Regions from separate parts of the Homo sapiens genome. Here region 1 is linked to region 2. The links are chromatin contacts, found by Hi-C or POLR2A ChIA-PET in ENCODE. All regions are on one chromosome and are shown on one strand. The core of a region is the stretch at or near the end of the contact, and the rest is flanking DNA. Distances in the headings are between cores, read along the strand shown.

The links. A loop is a pair of places that touch in the nucleus more often than their neighbours do. ChIA-PET counts read pairs that join two places held with the same protein, here RNA polymerase II (POLR2A). Pooled maps may share reads with other maps.
Region 1: a loop to region 2 is called in a map of B cell, with 6 times the contacts of the local background. The contact joins two enhancer-like sites. A Hi-C loop is called at or near these places in 9 of 168 maps with a recorded cell type or tissue (B cell, GM12878, Right ventricle myocardium superior and 5 more), 36 of 37 single-sample maps with no recorded cell type and 21 of 50 pooled maps. POLR2A ChIA-PET finds 5 or more read pairs at or near these places in 6 of 52 experiments (CD4-positive, alpha-beta memory T cell, CD8-positive, alpha-beta T cell, GM12878 and 3 more).

The regions. Positions count from the first base shown.
Region 1 is chr14:68,809,068-68,816,353 of GRCh38, reverse strand. No RefSeq gene overlaps it. Among named protein-coding and RNA genes, the nearest start is that of ZFP36L1, 20 kb to the right of the region's middle. RefSeq lists enhancers at 1-60, 77-306, 387-606, 1,212-1,331. Within about 2 kb of position 1,658, at least 29 of the 41 ENCODE cell types and tissues checked have a DNase peak (open chromatin) inside an H3K27ac peak, as active enhancers do; they include B cell, where a contact is called at or near this core.
Region 2 is chr14:68,397,193-68,404,625 of GRCh38, reverse strand. All of the region lies in intron 8 of RAD51B (RAD51 paralog B), which reads right to left. It overlaps LOC101927971 (a long non-coding RNA gene), which reads left to right and starts at 304. Exons shown (of 4, transcript XR_245776.5): 1 at 304-623; 2 at 4,155-4,327; 3 at 7,360-7,433. RefSeq lists enhancers at 407-566, 6,737-7,433. Within about 2 kb of position 4,530, at least 2 of the 41 ENCODE cell types and tissues checked have a DNase peak (open chromatin) inside an H3K27ac peak, as active enhancers do; they include B cell, where a contact is called at or near this core.

The DNA of each region.
Region 1 (7,286 bases), core at 409-2,908, 410 kb before region 2:
GGCCGCAGGAGTGCGTGGGCGTCGCAGAAGCCCAGGAGAGCCCTGGACCTTGGTAGCTTCCCGGGGGTGCTGGGAAACGCCACCCCAGTAGCCGCCAGGAAGGCAGGCCTGAGCCTCCGAGCCTCAAGTGAATTGGATGGTGCCAGTCGCCCTTCTTCTTTTTGCCCCATATTCAAAGAGCGGGAAGTCAGAGGGCGTTAAAGTAGGTCACAGCGGTCAGCAGGTTTTTGTGGGGCAGGCAAGTGGCAGGGTCCAAGGCCAGGCGTAGTATCTGGTTGCCTAAGATGCTTGGGCAACTCCTTCACCGGGCACACCAATCTCCGAGCCAGAGGTCAGGGACTGGCCCCGCGGAGCTGGCTGCAGGCGGCCGATGCATTCCAGTCCCTGACCACCATGGGGACTTGAGGTGCCATTCTGAGGAGCCCCAGGCCCCACCACGCCTGTTGCCTCTGTCTAGAGTAGTTCACACATGGATGCTGTCTCTCTGGTACTTGGGTGTTTCTCAGGTTCCAGAACATCCGTTCATCTTACCAGTCCTTCAAGGTTCAGCTTAAAGATCAGCTCCACCAGGAAGCCTTCCTGGATTTCCCCTCTTAGTTTCCAACAGAATCCGTCTCTTCCGTTCTCTGCCCACCTTGAGTAGCAGTAGCTTCAGCTGTAGACTCTCCTGTTTTTCCCTTACAGTCTTTGTTGCTGCATCCTCTTTCACTGAATTGTTGATGTGAGACCCTAGACTCTCTTGTTTTTTCGTTACAGTCTTTGTTGCTGCATCCTCTCTCACTGAATTGTTGAATTGTGAGACCCTGTGAGGGTCGGCACCCTGTGATACTGGCCAGGAAAGGGTTGTTGCAAGGGGATCATGGGATTGTTGAATGGGTTTTGATCTGGATTTTGATGTTGGAAATCAAGTTCCCAAATGTTTTCAACCTTGGGTAAAGGAACATGTAATGGTGTTTTTTAAGGCTGTCATGGAATCCTTTTGTGTGTTTAATTGCTTTGTTATTTTAGTAGAAATGTCAGGGTGTCAGAGGAACAAAAGCCATGGGTCTGAGCCCAAGCAAGAAGACAAACCACTGAGCCCGTGCTGGGTGCTTCCTCTGCGTGGCCTCAGGGTCAGGGCCTGTCAGATGGAATGGCAGGCTGCGGGTCCAGCCCCAAGGTCCAACCAAGGAAGCTCCTGGGGCCTTGGCCGAGCTTGAGGCTGTGATTTCAGACTCCTCGCTGGTCTAGGTCGGTATTTCAGAGGAGGCAAAAGAGAAAGTGCCTTCACAGCCTTGGAGAAGACTGGGAGCTAAAGGAGACATCCTTGCTTTTTCCTTTTAAAATAATAAGCCAAATGTTCTCCCATGAAGGACTCCAGAAAACCCCGTTCATGCCTCACCCACAGATGATTTGCTGAATGCTCATTAAGGGGAAAACAAAGAGGTGGTTTTGTTTATTTATTTAAAAGGAAAAATAAATGAGCTGTGACAAAACAATTTGAAACCAGGCCCCTCTGAGACCTGGGCTTTCACTTCCTTGATGGGAAGTAAAACAGAGAATCAAATCCCCCTCCAAATAAAAGTGAAGTTAATAATCAGACAGCTCGAGCCCTGGCCACATCCTGTCAGCCCCCTCCCTCCCTAGGCTCTCTGTTTATAGCTGCCGAGTGCTTTCCCTCCAGAGCCCAAGCCGGCTTAACCCTTTCCTCCCCATCCAGGGAAGCCCAACCCTGCTCTTGAGACTGGAGGTGGGTTCCTCACACCCACTGGTGCTGGCCTAACCTCAGCAAGCGGTGGCTCTCCCCAGGCCTGCCGGCATGGGCCTGTGTCCCCCACAGGGCAGCCAGCTTGGATTTGAGTGATATTCTCTGCTTGTCCTGCACAAAGCCTGAAAGTGTCACCTTTCCTCTCCATACCTCCAGGGGAAGACTAGGCCAACCCATTCCCATTCCAGACGCCATGCAGCTTCTATAGCCCGGTGGGCTCCAGAAAGCTGCATTCTGACAGAAAGAGGCACAAATCTTTGGGGTTTCTGGTCTGCACAGAGAGCAGCACTCTGTGCATGTCTCTGGGCTACTTTCTGTGAAAACTTTCCACTTCCTTCAAATGCCTTCCATTGTAGTAGCATGTTGATTTCTTCCAGAACCCCATGGGGTCAATAGTAGCACATCCCACTGGGCAGAGGAGGGCCCCTTGCTAAATTAATTTTGAGTTCTCTACTGTTCTAGGCAACGACTCTGCCCTATAGGGCCATAGTTATCCTCATTTTACAGAGGAGGAAACAGGGGTTAAGTACTTTGCCCAATGTTACAGAGCTAATACATAGCAGAGCTAGGATTTGAACCCAGGCATTCTGGCCCCGGCGTGCCCTTAGCCTTTGCACTCAAGGTTTAGCAGCCAGAGATTGCTCTCTTCTCTGGAGCCAGGGGGCTTTCAGAAGCTCAGGATAATCTTATGACTGCATTGTGAAGGTCTCAAAGCCCAAGGACCTTTCGAGAACATTCTTGAGTTTTGTCTTGGGCTCTCCAGCCTCCTTTCTTGTTTCCTCTTATGGGAGAAGAGGGAGCAGGTGGAGCCAGTGCAGGGCTCCATCCATTCTCCTCCAGAATCAGCAGGGTCAAGATGTGGCTGGATGTGAATCCTCCATCCCTTCATCTGGCTGGCAGACTTAGAGCAAGAACCCAAAGACTTGGTGTGGCCACTCTGACGGTGGTCTGGATGACCTTCTGCTTAGGTTCCCTTGTCTCCTCCAGTCTTGTCACCCAAAGTCCCAAATACCCGCTTCTGGCTGAAGCTTGTCAGCAGGAGGCCACCCACACAGTAGCCTGGAGCGTGAACTGGCTGTGCAGGCCACCTGCCTCTCCTGGGAGTCCTGCGTGCCATGGCTCCTTGATTTCTTCTTAGAACTGTATCTCTTGCCTGGCCACTTTTGCACAGCCATTTGGCAGGGCCTTTGCACCAGTGAAGGTACATTGTGGTGTATAGAGGCCTTCAGGGACCACTTGCCTGAGACTCAGCTCCTTTTTGGGAGATGTTGCCACGCCCAGGGTCTGCTGTTTGTCTAGAGGACCCTGAACCCCATCTTTGGGAAGGGTTGGTCTGCTGCAGGTCTGCTTTCTGGGGGTGCATTTTGACATTCAAAGCCATGGACCAGAGTGGGCAGTGCCTTACTCTTCATTTTCCAAGTAATTCTTCAACTAGAGAGAGCTGTGGTGGCTCTATCCCAACTGCCCTGTTCTTTCCAGAGCCTGGGCAGCTCCTCTGGCTGGGGGGCGCTGAGCACAGCCATGGCTTCTGTGACACTTGAAGGGGCTGACACCCAGCAAGGTACCTGGCCCAAAGGGGTTTCAGAGGATGTGTGCCTTGATTTTTATTTAATTTAAATGTTTAAGAAAAGCATTCAAATTCAGAGTGTTCACGATGGGGTGGCTCTACTGTGGTCCTCTCAGAGGCTTAACAGCCACAAAAAAGCCACATATTAGACCCACCCTGTTACAGTTCTTACTGTGCTAGGCACTCGACACACTGATCTCATTCACCCTCATGCCCTGGGAAATGGGGGATATGTAAGTATCCCCATTTTCCTGTTGTGAAAAGTAAGGTTAGAAAGGTTGAGTAGCTTGCCTACCCTGCTATGATGGCTTTCTGCTGAGGAAATAAAAAAAAAAGTTCATTGTGCTTTAAAAATATATTGAAACCAATTTTATAGTAATTTTTACTGAGCTTAAAAGCAGTGTCAAAATGGACATCAGTCCTTCTGCCTGTACTCTTCCAGCCCAAGAGGCCCAGAGGGGCAGGACCCCACTCTTGGTCCCCACATAAGTGTGGGGAGGGCTGTGTAGGTTGCTTTTCTGACCTCGGGTGGGGGTGTCCATCTGTTCTCCAGCCCTCCCTGACAGGTTTTTCCATAGCTTCATTTCTTGTCCAAGAACACGTCTGTAGGAAGTAAATACTGTATTGCAAGTGCTAGTAAGACAAGAATCATTGAGTTAAAACATTTTTAGTTTTTCTGAACTTAAAACATTTTATTATGGAAAATTTCAAATATATGCAGAAGGAGACAGAGTGATATGATGAACCCCGTGTACCCACCCAGTCTCAGCATCACCAACTCATGGCCAAACCTGTTCATCAGTGCCACCATCCACCGCCCTACCTCCTGTACAATTCTGAAGTATATCCTGTATATCACATCATATCATTTCATCTGTCAATAGTTCTTCTGGGCCGGGTGTGGTGGCTCATGCTTGTAATCCCAGCACTTTGGGAGGCCGAGGTGGGCGGATCAGTTGAGGTCAGGAGTTTGAGACCAGCCTGGCCAATATGGTGAAACCTTGTCTCTACTAAAAATACAAAAATTAGCCGGGCGTGGTGGAGTGTGCCTGTAGTCCCAGCTATTTGGGAGGCAGGTGAATCGTTTTAACCCGGGAGATGGAGGTTACAGTGAGCCGAGATTGTGCCACTGCACTCCAGCCTGGGCAACAGAGCAAGACTCTGTCTCAAAAAAAAAAAAAAAGTTCATTCTTTATCCCCAAAGAATAGATTCTTGTCAAACTTAGCCACATTATCATTATTCCACCTAAAAATTAATAATACCCCCTAAACATTACCAAGATTCAACTGGTGTTCAGATTTCCCAAAACACTTTCAAATTCTTTGCTTTTCCACTTACTGAAAGAAAAAAAAAATCAGCCTCCAAATAAAAATTTCTCAGCATCTGGTCATCTCCTTACAATCCAGCTCACAAAAGGACAGACTTCTGAATCTGGGCAGAAACACCCAGTTATTAAGTCTCTGAGGTGATGATCACGCTGAAATCTCCCGCTGCAGCTCCCTATTCAGCCAGCGCCTTGCACATACTGGGTGCTAGGTCAATATGGGCTCCGTTTCACATAAGGATGAACACATGCAATGGTAAGGATGTAGCCAGGTTGAGCTAATTAGGGGAGACTGGAGCGCAGCCCCCTGCGTCCTCCCACCCACACAGCCGCCCTGGCTGCGAGTGCCTGTCCTTGGCTTTCCCGACCAGTGCTCCACCCGCCAGCTGCCTGGGCCTCCTCTGGGACCCTCTCCTCTCTCTTGCTTGGGATACTTGACTATGCTCCAGTGGCTCTATGGAATCCCACTTTGTGGGGCCTCCAGGGCTCTTCTTGGTCTTGCCAGTTGCTGCTTAACAACAAAAGTTGACTGGGTTCCTTTTTTTTGGAGGGGACCTCATACCCAAGAGTGTGCCAAATGCTTTGCTCATCTGTCCTCACAGCAACCCCAGGAGATGGGTATTGTTGTCATCGCCATTTCACAAAGGAGGAGACTGAGGGAGGCAGGTGAGTCCTCTGCTTGCCTAGGAGGGGGCAGTGCCAGACTTTGAATATGGTCAGCTTGAACATTGAGTTGGTGTGCTCCATGGCAACATACCGGTTCCCAGCTCTTAAGACTCCTTTAACAAACTGTTGGGCAACTCGGCCCAAGACCAGGCACTTACCCTTTTGAGGACAAATCTCGACAAGCTGCGATCTGCTGTCACCTTGCACTTTTCCTGAAATTTCCATGTCTTTCAAAACAGGTAGAGCATGACTTCTCAATATACACACACTTATTAGGAGATTCGTTCAGTTGAATAGAATAAATTTTAGGTATTTCAGCCTATAATTTCCTGGTTTGTCTTTTTTCATGGTTAAAGAATAGTTTGAGTCATAGATTATATGACTGTGACAGGTTGAAGGTTAGGAGGGATGGCAAGAAGCTGAGTGTGTAAGGCCACAACTTAGACATTCATCCTTCTGCACTTTTTGTCACCTCTCAGTTTTTGATAGAAAAAAAAAATGTTACTTTTGGAATATATAGAAGTATCAGGGTCAAGTATGTAAGAATTTTTGGAGGGAGATGGGCTGACATGAGTACCATTTTCCTTGTCCCAGCTGATCAGAGCTCAGGGTGTGGCTGAACTTGGGAGGAGCAGTATAAGGTGCTTGGTGAGCCGCCTGTCTATGGGGATCCTGCCTCACCCACTGAGGACAGCCTGGGAATTGCACAGCTGGCCACTAAACCCAACACCCATGTGTTACTTTCTTTGCTTCTGGATTTTGCCTGGGTTTGCTTCAGCTTTCTCCCAACTCCTGCTCCCTTAGGGAAACGAAGAGTGGGCAGAGGTTTGATTAAGTAAGGAAATTGGAAAAACCAAAGCAGTCATGGAGAAGGGAGGCACTGACAGAATTACAGAAGACAGAGAACAGTTAGAAGGCTGAAAGAAGCCAAGCCGACAAAGGACTAGCATCTTCCATAAGTTTTCATGGGGTTTATGGACACAAGGCATTGAGGCATTGAATTTCAAGAAGCTGTTTGCCAACCAGAACGATGGTTGTGGCTGTCTTTAGGCTCCCTTGGGAACACCTGGAAATTAATTTAAATCATTTTAGTTGTTAACAAAAGTTGCATTTGCTGGGATTTCTCTGGCTTTGCATAGAGGTGGGTATGCCAATCTGCCATGAACCTCTGTTTTTCTAGAAATGGTGTGTCTGTGAGTTAGATGAGCCCTTATCCACAGAAAGGTGGCTGGGCCGGACCTCTCTCTAGATGAAAAGCTGATCACACCGCTCTACTCATACCTGATGTTCTCCTGGCACAGGGCTCCTGCTCAAATTCTCCAGTGAGCCAGCCATAGGGTATCATGATGGCAGCCACCCTACTCTGGGGTGAGTTGGACTGGTTTTTGGCCTTGTCCCAGGAAGACTAGCCCTTTCTCTGCAACAGACTAACAGCGGGGGTGAGGTGGGAAAAGTTAGGAAACACAAAGGCGAGAAGGAAAGCTTGCTTTTCTAGGACTGTCCTTGTTCAGTGTTAGGAAGAGTCTGAAATCCACACATATACAAAAGCCCTAAGACTCACTTGTAGTCACCCAGAACATTACTGAGTGGATTTGGTTGGGATCAGGGCAGTTGTTTTAAATTCACTGCTGCCTCCTTTTCTCTCCTGGGTCTTTTAAAAAAAAATTTTTTGGGTGTTGTTTGCTTTGACATTCTTCTCCCTTTTCAGAATATTTATAACTGGCCCCCTCTTTATCCTTCTCAGCTCCTTTCCCCACCTCACTCTGCCTTCTTAGCATAATTTTTATTTTCTTTTGGCCTGCCTTGTTTTACATCTGGATTCCTGGATGATTTATTTTGTCTGTTTCTTGAATTCTGATCCTCTCCCATTTCTTAAGAGTTTTTTGGGATTTTTTTTTTTTCCCTTTCAGCTTCAGTTCTTTTCCCTAAAGCTTTCCTTGGGTCACACAGCTTTTATTCTTGTTCATCTGTTTAAGCAGAG
Region 2 (7,433 bases), core at 3,281-5,780:
CCTCAAGTATAGGAAAGCAATTGAAGGGTGATTGCAGTGATAGAATCACTTGAGAGAGGGAGGTAGGGAAACTGTAAGTTACTATAAAGTTGTGACCTTATTTTAAACTAGAAAACTTAGTGGTCTCTTATGTCTTTTGACTTTCAAGCATTCCTGTGAGAGGGCTGGCATAAATGATTGTTAATGCTGTTGATGGGAAATTTAAAGTAGGAGGAATCTGCCTACTGGCTTTTAAGAAAAGGTGATTTCCTGCAAGATGACCTAATTGGTTAGGAAACAGATAAGTGAACCTTCTCTATGTTCACTTTAAGAGGAAGTTCTAAAAATTGAGGTGCTCACTCCCTCTCTCTCCTTTTTGATGATTGTGATATTTAGACCTGCCAAAGCAGTATAACTTCATTGTCTGGAATTTGGTTAATTCCAATGCAAATACAAAAATCAAATACGTGAACTGAGCTTTGAAAATATTTTCATTTTTGAGGATTTTCATTGTTATGGGATTGAGCCTGTAGAAGTCTCTGTGTAAGCTACATAGAGCAAATCTAATCTACTCACACTGAAGTCAGGGCTCTGTAAAAGACTGTGGGAACATTCATTCTCCACTCTCTCAGAGACTCTTTTAGGTAAGTCAAAGCATGTTCTCTTTCTGTGATTGCTAACCCATCTGTAAAATGTGAATAATAATTCTGGCCTCCAGGCAACCAGAGGTTCTTGATGACCCTTAGATGAAGATACTTGATATGTATAAGTGACAGGAACAATGATGATCAAACACTGAAGATGAAATTCTAGGGAGGAAAGAAGTTTAATCATTATCTCCTGCATTTTTTATTCTGTTAACAATGAGGCAAGATAGTAAATCTTAGTTGCAAAGTGGTTAAAACACATGATTTGGATTCTGGAATATCTTTCATGACTATCTTTTGGATCCAATTCCTTACTCATTTGGTGTGGGAGTTGGTTATGAAGACGAATTTCTCACAAGGCAAGGAGCTGTCTCTCTGCTCTGTATACATGGGGTGTAGCCCTCGTGCAATCAGACTGGAGGAGGATAACCAGGTTGCTATGTAGCCTTGATTTCCAAAAAGGTGATGGGCTTCTGGTACCAACCCGTGTCAGTATTTAGAAGAGGCCTGTTGGAAAGCTCTTAATGAGAAAGCTCCTTCTCTGAAAACATTTCAATTTATGACTCCTGTGCTAAGCATTTCTAGGAGATCAAACTGAATCTCTAGTGCATAACAGAAAAGCATTTGCCCTGCAGCAAAAGGGTCAACTTTAAAAGAATGCTTTTCCATGTTAAAAAAAAAAAAGTCAAAAAAACAAAGCAATGACTCCCAAAATAGGAACAGAGGGGAAGGAAAAGTTCATGGCCTTAGCGGACTGGATATTCTGGATATTTGGTCCCTCCAGTCCCTGCAGATGAAAGCCCATTTATTTAGAGTAGAAAGAGGAAATTTAAAAAAATAAAGGAATAACAATACCTACAAATGTTTTCAGGATTGAAATAAATCCAGGGAAGAAGATGGTATGTTACCACTGGAACTGCATTCTCGTTCATATCTCTTGTCCTCACGTCCTGAAGCACATTCCATGTAATGCATGATAGCCTGTGGCCAGCTGCTGGCTAGAAAGCAGGACCCTGCAGTTCTATTTCTGACTCCGTCTGGGCTTTTGATGAGACCAGGTGGGAGAAGGAGAGTAGTGTAACAAAGAACCTCAGAGTAGGCCTTGGTAATGAGCAGTTACCTAACCTCACTGAGCCTCAGTTTCCTCATCCATGACAAGAAGGGGTAAATGACCTCAATAGTTCCTGCCTTATTAAAAAACTTTGAGTCTTTGGTATTTTGATGATATGAATGAGTTCCTCATCGAGAACCTCACTTGTTCCAGGAAGTTTGAGAATGCACCACTCCATGCGCTGTCTTTGAATCGCTGTGCCCTACCCAGCACCCGTTTGTGCTTGAAAAGAGCACAGGCATGGGTTCTTTTGCTGATAGCAGATTTCTCTCCAGACTAGAGATTTTCTTAGTCTACCCTACTTAGTAAGACTTTATGATGGGTAAACCTGTGCTGACCAGTGGCCAAGTCCCAGCAAACACAACTTCATAGTAACAAAGCTTAAAGACGGGAGTCTGAGTGCGAGACTAGGGATCAGAAGGATTCAATTCATTCATTCAATTCATCATCCATTCAATTCAGCTTCTCCTGTTTAAAACTAGGCCCCTGGCACTTGCTGAGCATGGTTCTTTATTGGACCATCCATTTGAACTGGGGAAGGGACTGAGAATCTTGGTTACCTCTCTTGGCAGGTCATCAGTTCTTGTTCCATTCAATGCAGAATTTTAGCAACAAAAGGCGAAGAGGATGAGTAAGTTATTAAAGCTGGGAAACTGCCTATAATAGGTTATTTTTAGAATAAAGATTCAAGATGACCTACAAGCTCTGTGAGACCACAGGACAAAGGTGTCAAAGAAAAGAGACTGGGATAGGCTCAGACATTTATCTTCCAGCAAAATTAATTTCCTTGAGGGCTTGTGGTTCACTAACTGAATCTGTGAACCAGCTGTATTTAGGGTGCATTCTACTTCCTTGGGTCTCTAAAATTGACAATGGTCTATAGGTCAGGTTCCAACGGAAGTGATATTTCTGACCTAGCTCTATAAATAGAGCACTGGAAAAAACCCATCAGCTGCAATGGCTCAGGGACCACACGCTATCTATTAAGTAAGCAACCGCAGTATTTGTGCTACCATTTTAGATACGAAAAAATATATCTTTTGTTATTTATAATCTTCTGAGCTTTGAGATTCTCAAAATACTTTAAAGCTATTAGTCGTCTTTCAGATTTATAAATACAGGATCTGAGGCATAAAACTATGTAATAACTGCTTCAACTAATACCATTTACCCACCGAGGAAGGCATTTGGCTGGTAAAGAATGGGCTGCTTCACTTTAGTAAAGCAGAAAATTTCATTCCTGATGTCTCTTGGCTGGAGGTGAAAGGAGTGAATGCAGTCCAGAGGCTTTACTTGCACAACATACCTAGGCTGATGCAAGTCTCAGCAAACTCGTTACTGAGAAAGGTAAGAAATGTGAAGCAGAAGACAGGAAGAAGTGAGGCAATCAGAACCTCTGGAATGCAAGAGTTAGGGATGGATCCTCCATAGCACAAGGTAGGGGAGAAGCGGGGGTGAGCCATCCACTAGGCTAGAGACTGGTATGCACCAGCACAAATCACTCAACAACTCCACTGGCTCATGGACAGGGAGAAAATACCTTCAGTTTCCCAGAGTCTTAACAAAATACTTTAAGTTCTTATCCAACCAGGACATTTTTGAAAATGAAATGGGGACATTTTAATAGTTATACTGGGATAACAGAGATAAACTGAGCTTGCCCTGAGAAAACCAAGACATATGTTATCCTACAGAGATACTATGTAGGAACTGTCCAGAATCACAGTGAGCATGCTCACTTTATACGAAAAGCTTCAGTCTGTACTAGGATTCTCTGCTGTGTCTGCAGTGTCGATCATCAAGGTCTCAAAGATGGCAAGGAAAACAATAGTAGGCATAAGAAGAACAGAACTAGATTGTCTGAATAAAAAGAAGCAATCTCCTCCCATCAGCTCAACTCCCAACATTCTCCAGGAGGCCATGCCCCTGAACCTTTTCTCCAATACAGCTTTCCCCTTGCTACCTTCTACTTAAGGAAAGGAAAAAAAAAATCCTGAATGGTGACTTGTAGTGAAATCTCTTGACCTTTGCAAATAAGTTTTTAATTAAAAATAAATTCACTCATTACAGAAAACACATATTACCCTTAAGTAAATACTAGCAAAATAAAACAAAGAAAACAAAAACCTAACCATTTAAAGAAATCTGTGGCACTTTCTCTTTAAATTTAGCTTCATTCAAGACAAGCCAGAAAGATGCTTGCATAAAATATGTTTTTTTTCCCCCACAGTGTGTTCTATCTGTTCACCATGAAATCCTCAGACCACACCTTTCAGCTGTCCTGGTATGAGCTTTGCTTTCCTGCTCCCATTGTAGAGTCAGAGGCAGCAGGCGGATACCAGAGTTGAATTCTAATAAGTCTTGTGTATTATACATGGTCACCATCTCATTTTTTGACCACTTGATGTTTGTTTCAGATGGCACTGGCTGAGGCAGAATGAATACAGCTGCTGATTCTGATCTCACACTGGGTATATCCCTGAGTGCTGGAAAAAACATCACCCTCAGAAGTGTGCATTCAGCCAGCTGCCTTTGGAGAGAGCTGGGAAGGGTGCAAAGTGGCATGTCCTTTACCAGTCACTCTTTCTGGGTAAGATTCAAACTACAGTGAAGTAACATTTGGTCGCTTTACATATCCAACGAAGTACTTTGGGACAAGGAGAAAGCCAGGTGGCCACCCACTTGACTGAACAGCAAGGGGACACACCAGCAGTCATGTGGTTTGCCTTCAGGAAATCAGCTCACAAGGCAAACCCAGGGCTGAGAGAGGGTCCTTTGCCCAGGCCTTAGCTTGTGAAGAATCAGGCCTGGGTAAGCCTGCTGTTGCTTCAGGCCCACTTTGGATCACTGGCTCTTTGCAAGCAGTAAGAACAGAAGAGAAAAGAAATATGATTTGTTTATTAGGAAATATGTTCTTGAAGAAAAATTTTTCTGGGAGAACATCAATGGCTTTAAAAACCATTAGTGCAAAAAGACATTTCAACTAAAATGCCATGTCTAATCCTGGACTGCATCCTGGAAAAAACTGCCATAGAGTACATTATTGGGACACCTGGCAAAGTTTGAATATTGCCAGTATATTATATAATAGTATTGTATCAATACTAATTTCCTGGGTGAGATCATTGTACTGTGGTTATGTAAGAGAAGTTCTTGTTCTTAAGAGATAAATGCTGAAGTATTTGGGGATGAAAGGATATGATATCTGTAACTTGCCCTCAGATGGTTCAGCAAAGATAATTATAATAAGTTAACAATATTATAAAATAAATTGGTAACTAATATACAAGAGATAAAAATAAATGAGGCAAAGTGTTAAAAATCAGGTAAAGAGCTGGGCTTGGTGGCTCACGCCTGTAATCCCGGCACTTTGGGAGGCCAAGGCGGGTGGATCATGAAGTCAGGAGATGGAGGCCATCCTGGCTAACACGGTGAAACCCCATCTCTACCAAAACTACTAAAAAATTAGCCGGGCATTGTGGCGGGTGCCTGTAGTCCCAGCTACTCGGGAGGCTGAGGCAGGAGAATGGCGTGAACCCGGGAAGAGGAGTTTGCAGTGAGCCGAGATTGCGCCACTGCACTCCAGCCTGGGCGACACAGTAAGACTCCATCTCAAAAAAAAAAAAAAACACAAAAAAAAATCAGGTAAAGGGTATATGGGGAGTTCAATATACTTTTCTTGGAACTTTTCTGTAGGTTTGAACTCTCCTTCCCCCCCAAAAAAATTAGTGGGAAAATGTAGGTTGGCCTTTCCAGAGAGATTACTTGGTCATTGATATAAAATCAAGACATGGGATTGGATCTCTGGAGAAATTACTAGGGCATTCATATGTTTCTATACATCAGAATCATCTGTTAACTTTGTAAAATGCAGAATCCTAGGCCCCATCCCAAACCTGATGAATCAGAATCTTTGGAGGTGATGCCCAAGAGTCCATATTTTCAAAAACCTCTCTCAGATGATCCTAATATATGCTAACATTTGAAAAAAAATCATGTATTAGGCATTTGCTGTTTTGCCTGCAATTACAGACTCCTCAGATCCCGCAGACAGTCCATGTACCATCATGCATGCATTTGTATTAGAAAATCTCCACCTAGTATCTTGTGATGTGGCTCTGTGTCCTTTTAATCTCAGAAGACATCATTCTGGAGAATGCCCTTTAGCCAGTTTTTAAGACTGACTTAATCCCCCACCCTGCTTCCCAAGAGGAATAGAGAGAAGAGATGTAAATACCCTTTAGAACTGCCATAATTCATCTGCTTGGAGCTGTTGTCTGAGGAGACACCCAAAATATTAATTCAGAGAGACTTGGTAGGAGGGGCGGCTGATAGCCTGGGCATGAAACAGGCCAGGGCTGGTTACCGGGCCCAGGTCCTCACTCAGAGACCCTCATTAAGGCCCCTCCTCAGTCTTGCTCCTTGACCTGCATTGCTTCAAGACACCAAACAAGGGTCAGCTTTCAGAGTTCACACTCTGCTGTGTTTCCTCAGTGACAGCAGGAACAGAGTGCAAGTAGGGGAGCAAAAAGAATCAAGTGAGACAAGACAGAAATGCTGAGGTGCTTTGAAAACTCCAGAGTGCCTAAGTGCATCTGATGAATTTGACTTAAAGTGCTTCCTTTGATCCCACAACATGGATACAATCCTTATTCCCGTTTCATAGGCAGAGAAGTGACTTGACCACCAAAATTCACCTGGTCAGAGGGAGAGCTGGGCCCCGGCCCAGGCCTTCCCCAGCTTTAGCTGTCCCAGCTGCCTGCTGCCCTGGCACTGGAGAGCACGTCATGGTGGAGAATGCTTTCAATTATCACCTTGCCCAGAGTGTGAGGATTTATGGTTATGCTTTCCTCCCTCCCCATCTCCATCAGCCTCTTTGGGAAGCAGAGGATCCTGATAGGAATCAGCATATGTTCCTGCGTGGGAGGGAATGGAATGCTGGCCTCACATATGTTTGCTGCCCTCGAGGCTCTGAGAAGGGGGTGGGGGAAGAAGTAAAATGTTGACATTTGGTGGAGGCAATCCCAGTGTCCTTTGCTCCCAGAATTTTAGACCAGAACCCGAACGTTTTTGTTTCCCACACTGGTAAATTCACTCTGGCTGCAGAGTTCCTTCAATGCAGTGTGCTTCCTTGGCCATCTGGACCCGGCTTTCTGAGGCAAGGCTGAGGGAAGCTGCTACACTTCTCCTTTTGGGGGCCTACACACACACACACGAGGGGTGTCCCCATGGCCACCATGCCAACACAAGGCTCACCACAAACTGGGGCCACAGGAGGGAGGAAAACTCCATTTATGACAGGAATTCGCAGCTCACAAGTTTCAAGGTCCAAACAGTGTGCAGTTTACCAGGGTGTGGGGCTTAGGCAATGGAGATGACCTTGCTTTAACTTCCTCAAGTATCTCTTCACAAGCATGTCCCAATCCCCGGGGAGTGGAGGGTAGGGCAGTCAAGTACTTTCAGGCAGCCGCCTCATGGCGGGAGAGGGAGCTCATGAACAAAATGTGCTGAGGCTAGCAGGGTTATTTTAATTGGGGGAACTGGTTTTGGTGTCAGTAGCCAGTCAGTTCACATCTGCAAAATATGAATTCTTAAGCAAACCAATTTCCTTCTTCCTCGAAGGCCAATGCTTATCCAGAAATGAGACAGAACTATGGGTTTACTGCAAATGACCAGCATCCGCAAAGTGATCAAGA